Regions from separate parts of the Homo sapiens genome. Here region 2 is linked to region 1. Evidence: read pairs that join two places in POLR2A ChIA-PET (ENCODE). Cell type or tissue: A673. All regions are shown on one strand. Each heading gives the region's core, and the rest is flanking DNA. Links, peaks and the distances in the headings are about the cores only.

Region 1 (9,750 bases), core at 1,212-9,211:
CCTGCGCGTCTGCCAAGGAACCTAATTATTTTTAGATAAGATGGAGGGGCGGGCGCCGGGGCAGAGGGAGCACCCAAGCTGGGCGGGCAGTGGGGTCGTCGCCATCAGAGAGACCACCCCTCAGCCTCCTCTCTCTGGGGTCCCTGAACGGCAACCCAGGACTAACAGCCGGGTCCCTGGGACTACAGGGGCAGAGGCTGAGGCTAAGGGACGTGACGTCTCCAGGACTCACCTCTCTGGTCCTCAGTTTCCCCATCTGTAAAACGGACATAGTGATAGACCTCCTGCATAGGGCTAAGGCGGGGCTGAATGACTGAACCTCATTTTATTTTATTTATTTTGTTTTATTTATTTTATTTTATTTATTTTGAGACGGAGCCTTGCTCTTGTCGCCCAGACTGGAGTGCAGAGGCATGATCTCCACTTGCTGCAACCTCTGCCTCCCGGGTTCAAGCGATTCTCCTGACTCAGCCTCCTGAGTAGCTGGGATTCCAGGAGCGTGCCACCATGCCCGGCTAATTTTTATATTTTTAGTAGAGACGGGGTTTTGCCATGTTAGCCAGGCTGGTCTTCAACTCCTGACCTCAAGTGATTTTCCTGCCTTGGCCTCCCAAAGTGCTGGGATTACAGGTGTGAGCCACCGTGCCTGGCCGTTTTGTTTTATTTTTTTGTTGTTGCTTAATTTCATTTTCTGAGATGGGGACTTGCTATGTTGCTCAGGCTGGCCTCCAACTCCAGTCGCCCAGACTGGACTGCAGTGGTGCAATCCTGGCTCACTGCAACCTCCGCCTCCGAGGCTAAAGCGATTCTCCTGTCTCAGTCTCCCAAGTAGCTGGGATTACAGGTACGCATCACCACACCTGGCTAGTTTTTGTACTTTTAGTAGAGATGGGGTTTCACCATGTTGGCCAGTCTGGTCTCAAACTCCTGACCCTGACCTCAGGTGATCTGCCTCCCTTGGCCTCCCAAAGTGCTAGGATTACAGGCGTGAGCCACCGTGCCCGGCCTGAACTTCATTTTACAGATGAGGCTCAGAGAAGGCAAGCGACTTGCTCAGGGTCGCACAGCAAGAAAGCGGCACAGCTGGGATTTGAACATCAGTCTGTTAAGATTCCAGGTGTCTAAGTTCTTACCCACGACTGAGCCGCCCCTGCAGAAGCGGAGGGCTTACCCAACATACGGGTACACTGGCGCTCACAGGGCCTAGCTGGTGTCTGCAGGGTGCCTGGCCAGATGTCTGTGACCCTCTAGGGCAGCAGCCAAGGGAAGGGCCCAAAGAGAGACCCCAGGGCCTGGGTGTGTTTTGGGGCCACTGTTTGTCTCCATAGCACTGGCCCAGCCCAGGACTGGGGCCACCAGCATCGACACTTCATCTGCTCCTGGGGTGGGGTCTCTGTGATGCCACCAGTGTTTCTTCCCTCTCTTTGCAGATGCAGAGCAAAGCGGCAGTCCCCGGACAGGGATGGGCTCTGACCAGGAGGACAGCAAGCCCATCACGCTGGGTGAGTCTGGGGGCAGCGTGGCGGTGAAGGGCGGAGGGCGCAGCCCTGTCCTCGTCTTTTATTTGGGAATCATTTGCTTGGCACCACTCGTTTTACAGATGAGCAGACTGAGGCTCGGAGAGGTTAAGGGGCCTGTCCAGGGGCTACCAGGGAGCTGGGTTGGAACCCACGACTCTGAGCTCCCAGCTTCTGGGCTCTGAGGTGCTCACCCCATGGGAGACCCCAGAGGGTTCTACGGTCCCATGGGACGTTTGAGGGTTTTTGTTTGTTTTGTTTTGTTTTCATTCATTTATTTATTTTGAGATGGAGTCTCGCTCTGTCATCCAGGCTGGAGTGCAGTGGCACAATCTCAGCTCACTGCAAGCTCCGCTTCCCGGGTTCAAGTGATTCTCCTGCCTCAGTCTCCCAAGTAGCTGGGATTACAGGTACCTGCCACCACACCCGGCTAATTTTTGTATTTTTAGTAGAGACGGGGTTTCACCATGTTGGCCAGGTCGGTCTTGAACTCCTGACCTCAGGTGATCCGCCTACCTCGGCCTCCCAAAGTGCTGGGATTACAGGCATGAGCCACCGTGCCCGGCCTGTTTGTTTGTCTTAGAAACGGTCTCACGCTGCTGCCCAGGCTGGAGTGCAGTGACACCATCCTAGCTCACTGCAGCCTGGACCAGCTAGGCTCAAGCGATCCTCCTGCCTTAGCCTCTCAAGTAGCTGGGACTACAGGTGTGCACCACCATGCCTGGCTTTTTTTTTTTTTTTTTTTTTTTTTTTTTTTTTTGAGATGGAGTATCACTCTGTCGCCCAGGCTAGAGTGCAGTGGCGCGATCTCGGCTCACTGCATCCTCCATCTCCTGGGTTCAAGCAACTCTCCTGCCTCAGCCTCCTGAGTAGCTGGGATTACAGGTGTGTGCCACCACGGCTGGCTAATTTTTGTATTTTTAGTAGAGATGGGGTTTCACCATGTTGGCCAGGCTGGTCTCAAACTCCTGACCTCGTGATCCACCCACCTCGGCCTCCCGAAGTACTGGGATTACAGGCATGAGCCACCGCGCCTGGCTTTTTTTTTTAATTTTTTAAATATTTTTGTAGAGACAGAGTCTCACTATGTTGCTCAGACTGGTCTCAAACTCCTGAGCTCAAGTGATCCTCCTGTCTTGGCTTCCCAAAGCGCTGGGATCATAGGTGTGAGCCACCACACCCAGCCCTCATGGGGCGTCTAATAGATGGGTAGGACAGTGTAATTCTATGTTGTAGGGATAGGAAGTGGGAAAATTAACCTCACTTAGACCAGAGCAGTCACTTCCATCCTAGCCCCCAGCTCCTGCCCTTGGCCCCCACCATTTGTCCTTCTCACTATGGCCAGAGGACACCTGTGAGCCCCCAAGTCAGGGCCCGTCCCTCCTCTGCGCACAGCCATCCACGGCTCCCACCTCTCTTGGGGTAAAAGCCCAGGTCCTCCCTGTGGCCCACAAGGCCCTGCACAACCTGTCCCATCCCTGCCCTGTCCTCCCCTCCTCCCTCTCTCCCCGTCGTCCACTCCCAGCCACACAGACCTCCTCGCCGTTCCTCCAGTGCACCAGACCCAGTCCTGCCTCAGGGCCGCTGCACATTCTGTTACCTCTGTCTAAACAGCCAACTAACTGCTCGCTTGTTCTCTCCAGATCTCCCCTGGTCTCAGCTCAAATGCCCCCTTCTCAGAGAGGTCTACCCTAAACCCCTTCAGCATAAGCAGCCTCTGGCTACCCTCAATCTTTTTTTTTTTTTTTTTTTGAGACAGAGTCAGGCTCTGTCGCCCAGGCTAGAGTGCAATGGCGCAATCTCGGCTCACTGCCATCCCCGCCTCCTAGGTTCACGCCATTCTCCTGCCTCAGCCTCCCGAGTAGCTGGGACTACAGGCGCCCACCACCACACCCGGGTAATTTTTTGTACTTTTAGTAGAGATGGGGTTTCACCGTGGTAGCCAGGATGGTCTCGATCTCCTGACCCTGTGATGCACCCGCCTCGGCCTCCCAAAGTGCTGGGATTACAGGCATGAGCCACCGCGCCCAGCCTGGCTACCCTCAGTCTCAGCCCTCTGTTTTCTTTCCTTCAGAGGAAGTTAGTGATTGCCTATGGATTTGCTTAGTTGTTTAGTGACTGCACGGGTGTCTGCTCATCTCCCCAGTGGAATGTCACCTCCTCCAGGGCAGAGGCTTTGTCTGTCTACATCTCTGTTGTGCCCTCAGGGCTTAGAATGGGGCCTGATGCAGAGTGGGTGCTCAATAAATACTTGTAGAAAGAAAAGAAGGAGAGAGGGAGGGATGAAGCAGAGAGAAGAAGACAAGAGAGGATATATGGGGAGAGGAAGGAGGAGAGATGAAAAAGAAGGAAGGGGCCAAGTGCGGTGGCTCACGCCTGTAATCCCAGCACTTTGGGAGGCCAAGGCAGGTGGATCACCTGAGGTCAGGAGTTCGAGACCAGCCTGACCAACATGGTGAAACCGTCTCTACTAAAAATACAAAAATTAGTCGGGCATGTTGGCACACACCTATAATCCCAGCTAGTCGGGAGGCTGAGGCAGGAGAATCGCTTGAACCCAGGAGGCAGAGGTTGTGGTGAGCCGAGATTGTGCACCCTGGGCGACACAGCGAGACTCTGTCAAAAAAAAAAAAAAAAAAGAAGAAGAAGAAAGAAGGAAAGAAAGAAAGAAAAGAAAGAGAGAGAGAAAAAGAAGGGCCGGGTGCGGGGGCTTACGCCTGTAATCCCAGCACTTTGGGGGACTGAGGTGGGTGGATCACCTGAGGTCAGGAGTTTGAGACTAGCCTGATCAACATGGAGAAACCCTGTCTCTACTGAATATACAAAAATTAGCCAGGCGTGGAGGCACATGCCTGTAATCCCAGCTACCCGAGAGGCTGAGGCAGGAGAATTGCTTGAACCCGGGAGACAGAGGTTGCAGTGAGCTGAGATCGCGCCATTGCACTCTAGCCTGGGCAACAAGAGTAAAAACTCCGTCTCAAAAAAAAAAAAAAGAAAAGAAAAGAAAAAGAAGGAAGGGGCCAGGGCGCAGTGGCTTACACCTGTAATCCCAGTACTTTGGGAGGCCGAGTCAGGTGGATGACCTGAGGTCAGGAGTTCAAGACCAGCCTGGCCAACATGGCGAAACCCCATCTGTACTAGGAGGACACGGGAGGCTGACGCAGGAGAATTGCTTGAACCCAGGAGGAGGCGGAGGTTGCAGTGAGCCGAGATCACGCCACTGCACTCCAGCCTGGGGGATAGAGTGAGACTGTCTCAAAAAAAAAAAAGGAAAGGAAAAGAAGGAAGGAAGAGAAAGCGAGTGGGTGAGGCGTCCTTCTTGGAAGGACCGGAACAGGCATGCACAGGGAGGCTGGAAGGTTCTCGGAGGTTCACAGGCCTGAGGCCACTCCTCACTGGCCCCCGGTGACTCCTCCGTCTGTGACCCGGGTCCTCCGCGGCCTCCTGTGATCCCCAGACGCCTCTCTCCAAGCCAGATGTTGGAGGGAGGTGGGGGCAGCGGCGCTTGGCCTGGTCCCCTGGGGAGCTTGGGCGTCTGGTAGAGGAAATCACGTCCTCCCAGCTCGCCAGGGAGTCCCCCAGAGATGGAGCTGAGCAGGCGCTGCACAAACAGGAAACCCCGGTCGGGGGAGGCGGAGGGGGCGTGCTGACACCAGCTGGCCAGCTGGGTCAGCAGGAAACGGCTCTGGCCACTTCTCCTGGACACTCGGGGGCCACCGCTCTGTCCTCTTCAGAATGCGTGGCCCTGAACCTCCCAGCGCGGGGCAGGGTTGGTTCATTGCCTTCACTCAGCAAATGACTGTAACAGGGGGCCGGGTGCGGTGGCTCACGCCTGCAATCCCAGCACTTTGGGAGGCTGAAGCGGGAGGATCGCTTGAGCCCAGGAGTTCAAGACCAGCCTGGGTAATATAGCAAGACCCTATCTCTACCCAAAAAAAAAATATACACACACACACACACACACACACACACACACACACACTAGCCCCAGGAGTTCAAGACCAGCCTGGGTAATATAGCAAGACCCTATCTCTACCCCAAAAAAAAAAAAAAAAATATATACACACACACACACACACACACACACACACACACACACACACTAGCCAAACACGGAGGTGCATGCCTGTAATCCCAGCTACTTGGGAGGCTGAGGTGGGAGGATCGCCTGAGCCCAGGAGTTTGAGACCAGCCTGGGTAACATAGCAAGACCCTATCTCTACAAAAAGTAATAATAATAATACAAAAATTAGCCAAGGGTGGTGATGCGTGCCTGTAGTCCCAGCTACTTGGGAGGCTGAGGCAGGAGCATCACTTCAGCCCAGGAGTTCGAGGCTGCAGTGAGCTATGATTGCACCGCTGCACTCGAGCCTGGGCAACAGAGCAAAATTCTGTCTCTAAAAAAGAAAGATTGTAACAGGGGGACTGGCGGGGGTTTGGGTCTGCAGAACTGGACACAGCCCTGAGCTCCCTGCAGTCCGTGCTGCCCCCTGGGGGCCGGGAGAGGAACTGCTCCCACCGCCACCCAAAAGCCAAGAGCCTGTCCCACCTCCAAACCTACCAGGCTCCCTGGCTCTTTCCACTCCAACCCTGCTGGCCTGCAACTTGCCAAGTGCATTTCTACCCGGAGGCCTTTGCACGGGCTGTTCCCAGTGCCGGGAACATCGTGGCCCTCAGGGAGGTGATGAAACATCATCCCCATCGGAGAAGCCAACAGTCACGGGGCGGTTGCCAGGCGCTGTTCTCGGAGCTTTGCAGATTTTAACAAGTTCCTTCCTCTTATCCAGTCTCATCTTGAGGTCTGTAAAATGCCACCATCTCGGTCAGGCTTTCTCTGAGCCCTGGGTGTAAAATAGCCTCCCTCCCCACCCTAGCTAGTTCCCCACCAGCCGCCTGCCTTACCACAGGCTGATGCACCTCGCATTTGACTTAATGAGCTTTTAATTTGTAGTAAAATGTGCATGATGTACAATGCATCATTTTAGCCATTTTTAAGTGTCCAAGTCAAAGTGCACTAAGTACATTCACCTCTATCTAATTCCAGAACCTTTCTTTTTTTTTTTTTTTACCCCCAGGCTGGAGTGCAGTGGCGCAATCTCGGCTCACTGCAACCTCCACCTTCCTGGTTCAAGCAATTCTCATGGCTCAGCCTCCCAAGTAGCTGGGATCATAGGCACATGCCACCACACCCGGCTAATTTTTTGTATTTTCAGTAGAGATGGAGTTTCACCATGTTGGCCAGGCTGGTCTCGAACTCTTGACCTTAAGTGATTCTCTTGCCTCAGCCTTCCAAAGTGCTGGGATTACAGATGTGAGCCGCCGAGCCTGGCCTAATTCCAGAACATTTCATCCCCCCTAAAAGAAACCCCATCCCCATCAGCCACCACTCCCTGTCTCCTCTCCCAGCCCTGGTGCCCACGCATCCCCTTCTTGTCTCTGTGGCTTGGCCTGTCCTGGACATTTCAGTGAAATGGCTCATGCCTGTAATCCCAGCACTTTGGGAGGCCAAGGTGGGTGGATCATGTGGTCAGGAGTTCGAGACCAGCCGGACCAAGATGGTGAAACCCCGTCTCTATTAAAAATCCAAAATTTAGACAGGCACTGTGGCAGGTACTTGTAATCCCAGCTACTTGGGAGGCTGAGACAGGAGAATCGCTTGAACCTGGGAGGCATAGGTTGCAGTGAGCCAAGATTGCGCCACTGCACTCCAGCCTGGGCGACAGAGTGAGACTCCGTCTCAAAAAAAAAAAAAAAGAAAAGAAAAAGAAAGAAAGAAATGGCATCACACACTGTGTGGCCTTTTGTCTCTGGTGTCCCTCACTGAATGATGTCCTCAAGGTGCATCCATGTTGTAGCCTGTGTCAGAGCCTCGTTCTTTTATTTTTATTTATTTACTGGTTTTGAGATGAAGTCTCACTCTGATGCCCAGGCTGGAGTGCAATGTCGCGATCTCGGCCTGTAGCTGGGACTACAGGTGCCCGCCACCATGCCCGGCTAATTTTTGTATTTTTAGTAGAGATGGGGTTTCACCATGTTGGCCAGGCTGGTCTTGAACCCCTGAGCTCAGGTGATCCACCTGCCTCAGCCTCCCAAAGTGCTGGGATTACAGGTGTGAGCTACCACTACTGCGCCCAGCCCAAGGCCTCATTCTTTTTCTTTTCCTTCTTCTTTTTTTTTTTTTTTTTTTTTTTTTTGAGACAGGGTCTTGCTCTGTCCCCGAGGCTGGAGTGCAGTGGTGCAATCATAGCTCACTGCAGCCTCAACCTCCAGGGCTCGAGCTATCCTCCCGCCTCGGCCTCCCAAGTAGCTGGGACTACAGGTGTGCACCACCACGCCCAGCTAATTTTTGTACTTTTTGTAGGGATGGGGTTTCGCCATGTTGCCCAGTCCCGTCTCAAACTCTGGGGCTCAAGTGATCCACCTGCCTCAGCTTCCCAAAGTGCTGGGACTATAGGCACAAGCCACCATACCCAGCTAATTTTCGTATTTTTTGTAGACACAGGGTTTCGCCATGTTGCCCGGGCTGATCTCAAACTCCTGAGCTCACGAGATCCACCCACCTCAGCTTCCCAAAGTGCCGGGATTACAGGCATGAGCCACCACGCCCGGCATCCTTTTCACGGCTGAGTCCTATTCCAGTGTGTGGCTAGACCACGCTGTGTTTATCTCTTCATCTTTTGAAGGGACATTTGGGTGGCTTTCCAGTTTGAGCTGTGGTGAACAGTGCTGCTAGGAACATTCGTGGACTTTTGCTGACCTATTAATCTTGGCTGCTGTCTGTCGCTCACACTGGACTTTGAGTCTCACAGGGGCAACTGCTTCAGCCTGTATCATCTCCTGCTGTGCCGGGGCCCAGCTCAGAATCAGACACTGTGGATGCTTAGTAAACGCCTGTTGAGTCCATGAATCCCTCCTACAAGGGCGTCCGAGGGCAGGACAGGGCTGTCCCCAAGCTGTCTGAGGTTGGCCAAGGCTCCCGACCTCTCGGGGACAACTTCGATTTCCAAATCTGTGAAATGGGTCCAAACCACTCCAGTCGAGAGGACAGTCTCCCTTCCTTTAATATTAGGTAGGAGCAATGCTGGGGACACTGAGGGTTTTAACTGCGGCTTGTGGGCCTCCCATTCAACCCCCCATTTTAACTGACCCATTGCTGGGTGCCAAGCTCTGGTCTAGGCACGAAGGACACTGCAGGGTCGGGGCAGACAGACATCCCTGCCCACACGGACCTCCCAGTCTGAAGGGGAGAAGAACAAGAAGCCAGAGTATCTCGAAGGGTGACAGTGTGTAAAGCAAGCCAGCTGCCCCTCCCAGGCAGTTGGATACAGATCTCACGACAACCCCGATGATGGGATTGATGGTTTCACTTTTGCAATTAGGGAAACTTGGAGGCTGAGAGAGGGAAAGTGACCTGCCCCAGATCACACACCGAGGCAGGTGATGGAGCCGATGTGAGCCCAGGCCTCCGCTTTCCGCTCTTTTTTTTTTTTTTTTTTGAGATGGAGTCTTGCTCTGTTGCCCAGGCTGGATGGAGTGCAGTGGCGCAATCTCGGCTCACTGCAAGCTCCACCTCTCGGGTTCACACCATTCTCCTGCCTCAGCCTCCCAGGTAGCTGGGACTACAGGCGCCTGCCACCACGCCCGGCTAATTTTTGTATTTTTAGGAGACAGGGTTTCACTGTGTTAGCCAGGATGGTCTCCATCTCCTGACCTGTGATCCTCCCGCCTCGGCCTCCCAAAGTGCTGGGATTACAGACGTGAGCCACCGCACCCGGCTCCACTCGTTTTTTAAGAGAGGGTGTCGCCCTGTTTCCCAGGCTGGAGTGCAGTGGCACAACAATGGTTCATTGCGGCCTCCACCTCCCAGGCTCAAGTGATCCTCCAGCCTCAGCCTCCTGAGTAGCTGGGACTACAGGCACGGACCACAACACCTGGCTAATTTTAACACTTTTTGTAGAGATGGGGTCTCGCTGTGTTCCCCAGGCTGGTCTTGAAGTCCTGAGCTCAAGCGTTCCTCCTGCCTCGGCCTCCCACAGTGCTGGGATTACAGGCATGAGCCACTGCGCCCGGCCTGCTGTTCACTTGAATGCAGCATTCCACAGCATGGGGGAACCCGGATGAAGGCTGTGTGAAGGCCCACACTGGACAAGGACCCCCCACGGGGCCTTCCCCATCAGACTGGAGCTGTCATTCCCCCACAGCACAGGATGGACAGGGGGAACGTCCAGGCTCG
Region 2 (9,750 bases), core at 1,213-9,212, 1.4 Mb after region 1:
CAGCCTGGCCAGGCACTTTGGGAGGACGTGGTGAGAGGAACGCTTGAGCTCAGGAGTTCAAGATCAGCCTGGGCAACATAGCAAGACCCCGTCTCTACAAAATAAATAAATGAATAAATAAATTACCCTGCCTAAGATATTTCTGTTCTAGCAGCAGGGACAGATGAAGACACACACACGTACACACATGGCCTGTATGCAGTTGTGGGTGAAGTTTATTAAGGCAATACTGAATACCAGAGCATTTCAACAAGGCTTACCACACAGGCCCCAGTACCTTTCTACTCTACAATGAGGCTCAGAAGCTCAGTGTACCACCCCATCCCCAGGAGGCCCACTTAGACCAGAAATCCCAAGTCCATTAGCTACAGGCTGATATTCAGGGACATCGGTGTAAACAAAGAAGTGGGATATGAACTATATCCCTGATTTTTTTTTCTTTTTTTTTTTTTTTGAGACTAAGTCTCACTCTTGTCCCCCAGGCTGGAGTGCAATGGCGCGATCTTGGCTCACTGCAACCTCCGCCTCTCAGGTTCAAGAGATTCTCTTGCCTCAGCCTCCTAACTGGGATAACAGACACCTGCTACCATGCCCGGCTCATTTTTTTTTGTATTTTTAGTAGAGACGGGGTTTCACCATGTTGGCCTGGCTGGTCTCGAACACCTGACCTCAGGTGTTCCGCCCGCCTCAGCCTCCCAAAGTGCTGGGATTACAGGTGTGAGCCACCGCACCCGGCCTATATTCCTGATATTTAACAAGGAAAAAAAATTCTGCAGGGGAGAACTTTCCTGAAAGATATTTTTTCTGGACATCTCTCTCTACTGACTGATAGGGTGAGGCTCAGAACAGGCTTCTTCCAAGCTCAGAGAGGCTGAGAGATGGGTCAACTGGGTGATGCCCGTTTTGAGAGCCTTAGCTTCCCAAGTGGACAGCACAGAAGAGCTGGGAGGAGTGGCTAGAAAATAAGTTTGAAATGAGCCCCGGGTTGAGGACTCCAGAGCACAGCTGCATTATAGAGACGGGGCCCGCTGAGTCCTCTCCTCTCCCCCTACTTCTTCTCCTCCGGGGCTTTCTCAGTGATTCCAGGGGCAAAGGGTCCCACGAGCCACGTGACAGGTGTGTTCTGGGCCACATATTCCACCATGTGGTCCAGGGCCTCGCGGGCGCTGGCGACACGCTCACGGCTCTGGGCCAGAATGCTGCTGGACAGGTCCTGGAAGGAGTGGATGCTGGAAAACGTGGCCTGGAGGTCCTCCACCTGGCGGCGGGCCTGCTGCACCTGGTCCTTCACATTGGTGGGGAGGCCCTGAATGCTGGACCCCAGGGAGGTACAGGTGGCCTGCAGTTGCTGGGCAATGTCCCGGAACATGGTGAGCGCCCGGGACTCGACCTGCTGAGAAGGGAGATGGGGACACCAATCAGGACCATTTGTTTCAGGAAAGGCGATCGGAGCTGAAGCCAGGGAAAGAGGGGAAGAGGGGTTCTACCACTGACCTTGGGGCAAACGCTTTCCATAGGCGAAACTTTTTTTTTTTTTTTTGAGACGGAGTCTCGCCCTGTCGCCCAGGCTGGAGTGCAGTGGCACAATCTCAACTCACTGCAAGCTCCGCCTCTCAGGTTCGCGCCATTCTCCTGCCTCAGCCTCCCGAGTAGCTGGGACTACAGGCGCCCACCACCACGCCAGGCTAATTTTTTGTATTTTTAGTAGAGACGGGGTTTCACCGTGTTAGCCAGGATGGTCTTGATCTCCTGACCTCGTGATCCGCCTGCCTTGGCCTCCCAAAATGCTGGGATTACAAGCGTGAGCCACCGTGCCCGGCCCTTTTTTTTTTTTTTTTTTTTGAGATAGAGTCTTGCTCTGTTGCCCAGGTTGGCGTGCAGTGGCATGATTTTGGCTCACTGCAACCTCCGCCTCCCAGGTTCAAGCGATTCTCCTACCTCAGCCTCCCGAATAGCTAGGACTACAGGCGCGTGCCACCACGCCCGTCTAACTTTTGCATTTTTAGTACAGATGGGGTTTCACCATGTTGGCCAGGCTGGTCTTGAACTCTACCTCAAGTGATCGGCCCTCCTTGGCCTCCCAAAGTACTGAGATTACAGGCATGAACCACCGCGCCCAGACTCTTTTCTTTTAATTAGAAACAGGATCTCACTTTGTCGCCCAGGCTGGAGTGCAGTGGCGTGATCATAGCTTACTACAGCCTGTAACTCCTGAGCTCAAGTTATCCTCTCATTTCAGCCTGCCTGACTACAGGCACTCACTACCACGCCCAGCTACATTTTTAAAATTTTCTGTAGAGCCAGGATCTCACTAAGTTGCCCAGGTCTTAAACTCCTGGGCCCAAGTGACCTGCCCACTTCAGCCTCCCAAAATGCTGGAATTACAGGCACGAGCCACTGCATTTGGCCACTAGTCAAATTCTTTAAAGGGCATAGACAAATCACCAAAGAAGATATAGGGAGAGCACATGAAAAGCTGTTTGACCTTATAAGTCATTGAGGAAATGCAAATCAAAACCATAAGGAGGCCTGGCATGGTGGCTCATGCCTGTAATCCCAGCACTTTGGGAGGCCAAGGTGCGTGGATCACCGAGGTCAGGAGTTCAGCCTGACCAACATGGCGAAACCCGCATTTCTACTAAAGATACAAAATTAGCCGGGTGTGGTGGCATGTGCCTATAATCCCAGCTACACAGGAAGCTGAGGCAGAAGAACTGCTTGCACCCAGGAGGCGGAGGTTGCAGTGAGCCAAGATCATGCCATTGCACTCCAGCCTGGGCAACAGAGCGAGACTCTGTCTCAAAAACAAACAAACAAACAAAAACCCCAGAGGCTATCAGATGATACCCACTGTCAGTCAAGAGGCGGAGAAATTGGAAGCCTCGTGTATTGCTGGTGGTATAGTTACTTTGGAAAACAGTCTAGCGGTTACTCAAAATGTTAAACCATAGAATCATCATATGACTCGGCAATTCTAGTTGTGGGTGTGTGCACAAGAGAAACGGAAACATACGTCCACACACAAAGACATGCACACAGGGGCACAGCAAAAAGTAGAAACGACTCAAGTGTCCTTCGGTTGATAAATGGGTGAACAGAATGTGATCCACCCATACAACAGAATGTGACTCAGCCATGGAACGTCATGGGGCTCTGACCCAGGCCACAGCATGGGTGAGCCCTAAGGACGTCACGCTCAGCGCGAGAAGCCGGACACAAAAGGCCAAACAGGGTGTGATCCCATTTCTATGAAATGTCCAGGACAGGCCCATCCAGAGACAGGAGGGGATACGTGGTTGGGAGGAGGAGGAAATGGGGCAGTGACTGCTGATGGGAAAAGGGTTTCTTTTTAGGGGCATGAGATGAGATAGGGATAGTTGCACAATGCTGAGAACCAGCGATGTGTATGCTTTAAATGCGTGACTTGTATGGTATGCAAATGAGATCTCAATAAAACTGTTAAAAAAAAAAAAAAGGCTGGGTGCGGTGGCTCACCCCTGTAATCCCCAGCACTTTGGGAGGCCGAGGAGGGTGGATCATGAGGTCAGGACGATCGGGACCATCCTGGCTAACATGGTGAAACCCCATCTCTACTAAAAAAACACAAAAAAATTAGCTGGGCATGGTGGCGGGAGCCTGTAGTCCTAGTTACTTAGGAGGCTGAGGCAGGAGAATGGCGTGAATCCGGGAGGCGGAGCTTGCAGTGAGCCGAAATCGCGTCACTGCACTCCAGCCTGGGCGACAGAGCGAGACTCCATCTCAAAAAAAAAAAAAAAAAAAAAAGAAAAAAAAAAGCTGTTAAAAAACAAAAAGTGGAAGCCAGGCTGGGACAGCCTGGAAGAACTTTCTAGGCAGAAGTTGTAAACCATCCGGGGAGAACATAGTTGAAATCAGGTCCTTGAAAATTTCCTTGGCCAGAGAGTGAGATGAGCACAGACAGGGTTCGAGACCAGCCTGGCCAACATGGTGAGACCCCATCTCTACTAAAAATACAAAAATTAGGCCGGGCGCAGTGGGTCAGGCCTGTAATCCCAGCACTTTGGGGGGCCAAGACGGGTGGATAACTTGAGGTTAGGAGTTCTAGACCAGCCTGGCAAACATGACAGAACCCTGTCTCTACTAAAAATACAAAAAAATTAGCTGGGTGTGGTTGCAGGCGCCTGTAATCCCAGCTACTTGGGAGACTGAGGCAGGAAAATTGCTTGAACCCAGGAGGTGGAGGCTGCAGTGAGTCAAGATCACGCCACTGCACTCCAGCTTGGGTGACGGAGTGAGACTCTGTCTCAAAAATAAATAAATAAATCAAATTAGCTGGGCGTGGTGGCAGGTGCCTGTAGTCTCAGCTACTCGGGAGGCTGAGGCAGGAGAATCGCTTGAACCCGGGAGGCAGAGGTTGCAGTGAGCCGAGATCATGACATTGCACTCCAGCCAGGGTGACAGAGTGAGACTCTATCTCAAAAAAAAAAAAAAAAAAAAAAAAGGCACACACTGGGAGGTAGGGTTTTGCCCAGAGCCCTGGCAGCTGGAGGACTCTGGACTTGAGCGAGGGATTACGGGAGAGTGCCCACGTGAGAGAGATAAGATCTGGTTTTTTCATTTGAAAAGTCATTCTGGCTGCTGTGCTTAGCAGTCGGGGAAACAGGAGACAGTTTTAGGCAGCAGGTGGTCTAGTTCTGCCTCCCGAACAATTTGCATTTATAGAGATATTCACCATATCTTTATGCATGTCACTTTTGTAGCCCTTACTATGTGCTTTTGATATGATCTCATTTCAGTTTTTAAAAAATCGATCTGGGTCCGGGCACGGTGGCTCACGCCTGTAATACCAGCACTTTGGGAGGCCGATGTGGGCGGATCACCTGCGGTCAGGAGTTTGAGACCAGCCTGGCCAACATGGCGAAACCCCGTGTCTACTAAAAAGTACAAAAATTAGCCGGGCGTGGTGACGCATGCCTGTAATCCCATCTACTGGGGAGGTGGAGACAGGAGAACCACTTGAACCCAGGAGGCAGAGGTTGCAGTGAGCTGAGATTGTGCCACTGCACTCCAGCCTGGGCAACAGAGCAATAAATAAATAAATAGGCAGGGTGCGGTGGCTCACGCCTGTAATCCCAGCACTTTGGGAGGCCGAGGCGGGCGGATCACAAGGTCAGCAGATCAAGACCATCCCGGGTAACACGGTGAAATCGCGTCTCTACTAAAAATACAAAAAAAATTAGCTGGGCCTGGTGGCGGGCGCCTGTAGTCCCAGATACTCGGGAGGCTGAGGCAGGAGAATGGCGTGAACCTGGGAGGCAGAGCTGGTAGTGAGCTGAGATTACACCACTGCACTCCAGCCTGGGTGACAGAGCGAGACTCCATCTCAAAAAATAAATAAATAAATAAATAAATAAATAATTGATCTGGGGTCGGGTGTGGTGGCTCATGCCTGTAATCCCAGTGCTTTGGAAGGCTGAAGTGGGAGTATTGCTTGACACCAGGAGCTCAAGACCAGCCTGGGCAACACAGTGAGATCCTGTCTCTACTAAAAATTAAAAAAAAAATTAGCCAGGCATCGTGGCACACGCCTGTGTTCCCAGCTACTTGGGAGGCTGAGGCGAGAGGATTGCCTGAGCCTGCAATGGCGAGGCCACAGTGACCTGTGATGGCATCACTGCACTCCAGCCAGGGCAACAGAGTGAGACCCTGTCTCAAAGATAAATAAACAACTATTTCAAAAATTGATATATAATCCACACACCCTAAAACTCGCCCTTTGAAGTGTACGATTCATTGGTTTTTAATACATTCACAAGGTTGGGCAAATACTACCTTCATCTAATTTCAGGACATTTTCTGTTTTTTGAGACAGAATCTCCTTCTGTTGCCCAGGCTGGAGTGCAGTGGTGCGATCTCGGCTCACTGCAAACTTCCTTTGCCCCTGGGGAGCTTAAGTGGGTGGTGGGACAGGCAGCGAGACCCATTAGAGAACACAAGAGGCCAAGGCTTGAGATAGAGTGGAGGGGGCCGGAGAATACTAGTCAGAAGTTGCTGCTAGGGGCCGGGCTCAGTAGCTCACGCTTGTAATCCCAACACTTTGGGAGGCTGGGCAGGGCGGATCACTTGAGGTCAGGAGTTCAAGACCAGCCTGGCCAACATGGTGAAACCCTGTCTCTACTAAAAATACAAAAAAATTAGCCAGGCGTGGTGGTGAGCGCCTGTAATCCCAGCTACTAGGGAGGCTGAGGCAGGAGAATCACTCGAACCCAGGAGGTGGAGGTTGCAGTGAGCCAAGATCATGCCATTGTACTCCAGCCTGGGTGACAGAGCAACACTCCATCTCAAAACAAAAAACAGAAGCCATACCTATGCATGCCCAAGAGGAGAAATCAAGGCAGGCTTCCTGAAGGAGGTGTCATTAGCTTCCAAAAGCAGGTGAGGCTAGGGAAATCATTCGAAGCAGGTAGGCCCATGAAGCAGAGGTGTAGAGAGTGGCATCGGGACTCCAAGTACCCTAGGCCACCCCCCAGTCCCCTCATGGGTACCTCTGGCTTGGGCGGCTCCTTCTCGGGGCCCTGGAGCTGCTTCTGGTTCCAGCTGAGCCACATCTGGTGCAGCTTCTCCTGGCCTTCCACCAGCTTCTGATCAACGCCTTGCTTGACAGTTTCCATCTGGGGCAGGGGAGAGAGAAGTGAGGGAAGGAGGCTCCCCTGGGAGAGACGGGATTCCAGAAGGAACCCAAGGAATCCTTCCAGCATCTGACTTACATGACAGTCTAGAAAAGAGAAAGGGAGGGAGGGAGGAAGGGTTTCCTGGCTACGGTGAGCTCTGGGGCCTTTGGTTTAATCATTGACATACTCAGGCTCTGTGTGGTTGGTGCAAAGAAGGGCTGCACATCCCCTGTAGCTCTTCCCATTGTGTCAATTTCTCCTGCGCTTGCAAGGGAGCCTGGACACGTGGCTGGCTTTGGCCAATGGGACATGAGCAGATGGAACCAGCAAAGGCTTAAAAAGTGCTTGTAGGCTGGGCATGGTGGCTCACACCTGTAATCCCAGCACTTTGGGAGGTTGAGGTGGGTGGATCACCTGAGTTCAGGAGTTCGAGACCAGCCTAACCAACATGGTGAAACCCCGTCTCTACTAAAAATACAAAAATTAGCCAGGTGTGGTGGTGCACATCTGTAGTCCCAGCTACTCAGGAGGCTGAGGCACGAGAATCGCTTGAACCTGGGAGGCGGAGGTTGCAGTGAGCTGAGATTGCGCCACTGCACTCCAGCCTGGGTGACAGAGCCAGACTCTATCTCAAAACAACAAAAAACAAAAAACAAAAAAAAGTGCTTGTAATGAAATATGACTCAGCCTTCCAAAGGAACGAAGCAGGCTGACTTCTGCAATCCCAGCGCTTTGGGAGGCCAAGGGGGTTGGATCAGTTGAGCTCAGTAGCTCCAGAACAGCATAGGCAACACAGTGACATCTCATCTCTACATATTACATAAAGTTTAAGAGAAAAGAAAAATAGTCGGCCGAGCGCAGTGGCTCACACCTGTAATCCCAGCACTTTGGGAGGCCGAGGCGGGTGGATCACGAGGTGAGGAGATCGAGACCATCCTGGCTAACACGGTGAAACCCCATCTCTACTAAAAATACAAAAAATTAGCCCAGCGTGGTGGTGGGCGCCTGTAGTCCCAGCTACTCGGGAGGCTGAGGCAAGAGAATGGTGTGAACCAAGGAGGCAGAGCTTGCAGTGAGCAGAGACTGCATGCCACTGCACTCCAGCCTGGGTGACAGAGCGAGACTCCGTCTCAAAAAAAAAAAAAAAAAGGCCGGGCGCGGTGGCTCACGCCTGTAATTCCAGCACTTTGGGAGGCCGAGGCGGGCGGATCAAGAGGTCAGGAGATCAAGACCATCCTGGCTAACACTGTGAAACCCCATCTCTACTAAAAATAGAAAAGAAAATTAGCCAGGCATGGTGGCCGGCGCCTGTAGTCCCAGCTACCAGAAGGCTGAGGCAGGAGAATGGCATGAACCCAGGAGGCGGAGCTTGCAGTGAGCTGAGATCGCGCCACAAAAAGAAAAGAAAAATAAATAAAGAGGAATGATGGCAGACATATGCTCCAAGATGGGTGCACCTAAGAGGCTGCAGTGAGCCATGATCATCCACTCCAGCCTGGGCAACAGAGTGAGCCCCTGTCTCTGGAAAAAAAAAAAAAAAAATCGTCATAAAGGTAAATGAAGCTATCCATTAGGGTGGGCTCCAATCCATAAAGGGCTGGTCTCCTTCAATAAGGAGATTAGAGCTGTGCGTGGTGGCTCGTGTCTGTAATCCCAGCACTTTGGGAGGCTGAGGTGGGTGGATCACTTGAGGTCAGGAGTTTGAGACCAGCCCGGCCAACATAGTGAAACCCCATCTCTACTAAAAATACAAAAATTAGCCAGGCATGGTGGCAAGTGCCTGTGATCCCAGCTACTCGGGACGTGGAGGCCCAAGAATCACTTGAACCCGGGAAGTGGAGGTTGCAGTGATCTGAGATTGCACCACTACACTCCCGCCTGGGCAACAGAGCGAGACTCCGTTCAAAGAAAAAAAAGAGATTAGGACACAGACATACACAGAGGGAAGGGACGACCACGTGAATACACAGAGAGAAGATGGCTGTCTACGAGTCAAGGAGAGAGGCCCCAGAAGGACACTCTGATCTTGGACTTCCAGCCTCCAGAAATGTGAGAAAATAAATATCTGTTGTTTACATTTCCCAGACAGTACGAATTTTTTTTTTTTTTTTTTGAGATGGAGTCTCACTCTTGTCACCCAGGCTGGAGAGCAGTAGCATGATCTCGGCTCACTGCAATCTCTGCCGCCCGGGTTCAAGCGATTCTCCTGCCTCAGCCTCCTGAGTAGCTGGGATTACAGGTGCCTGCCATTGTACCTGGCTAATTTTTGTATTTTTAGTAGAGATGGGGTTTCACCATGTTGGCCAGGCTGGTCTTGAACTCCTGACCTCGTGATCCACCCGCCTCAGCCTCCCAAAGTGCTGGGATTACAGGCATGAGCCACCGCACCTGGCCACGATTTTTTTTTTTTTTTTGAGATGGGGTCTTGCTCTGTTGACTAGGCTGCAGTGCAGTGGCACAATCATAGCTCACTGCAGCCTCCAACTCCTGGGCTCAAGCAATCGTCCCACCTCAGCCTCCCAAGTAGCTGAGATTACAGGCACGCACCACCACAGCCAGCTAATTGTTTTAAATTATTTTTTGTAGAGATGGGGTCTTGCTATATTGCCCAGGTGGGTCTCAAACCCCTGGACTCATGCGATCCTCCTGCCTTGGGCTCCCAAAGCACTTGAGGGACTCACACAAAGAGGTGTGAGCCACTGTGCCCGGCCCCAGACAGTGTGGTTTGTGGCAGCATCCTGAGCAAATGAGTGTACAACCAGATACAGTGCCAGGAGCAAGCGGGAATGGCCCTGCCAGCCTGCAGAGGGGTGAGCAATAAGCCACTGAGCTCTGGGTGGGTGTCTGCTGCGGGGTGAAGGCTGCTGGCTCAGGGCCCCGACCCCCTGGAACCTCACCAGGCTTAGGACCTGCGACAGCTGCAGCAGAGCCTCCTGTGCCCTCTGCTTGGTGGCTCGAAGCTTGCCCAGCGAGTGCTCATAGGCGTGCTGCCGCAGCCTCTCCGACAGGGAGCCCAGACGTACGAAGTAGCTCTGTTCCTGCCGCTGCTGCTGCACGGACGCGACGTCAAAGCCATCCAGGGATGTGGCGATGCGGGCTG

Evidence for each region. Peaks named below come from ENCODE experiments on the same cell type or tissue, not always from the same donor. Only the 100,000 strongest peaks of a DNase experiment are listed, where the experiment ranks them.
Region 2: POLR2A ChIA-PET joins it to region 1 with 5 read pairs; 1 of 35 experiments calls an interaction of 5 or more read pairs at or near these places.

The regions. Positions count from the first base shown.
Region 1 is chr19:3,423,676-3,433,425 of GRCh38, forward strand. It overlaps NFIC (nuclear factor I C), which reads left to right. Exons shown (of 11, transcript NM_001245002.2): 3 at 1,431-1,502. Among named protein-coding and RNA genes, the nearest start is that of SMIM24, 52 kb to the right of the region's middle. In A673, for the core only: a CTCF peak has its summit at 6,029 (motif pointing left); DNase peaks (open chromatin) are centred at 5,046 and 5,996; H3K4me3 peaks cover 541 bases; H3K27ac peaks cover 2,467 bases.
Region 2 is chr19:4,838,144-4,847,893 of GRCh38, forward strand. PLIN3 (perilipin 3) reads right to left here. Exons shown (of 8, transcript NM_005817.5): 6 at 9,548-9,747; 7 at 6,525-6,650; 8 at 198-1,393. The coding sequence ends at 1,049. Among named protein-coding and RNA genes, the nearest start is that of TICAM1, 11 kb to the left of the region's middle. RefSeq lists enhancers at 2,609-2,828, 3,249-3,328. In A673, for the core only: no CTCF peak of the experiment used is centred there; a DNase peak (open chromatin) is centred at 4,588.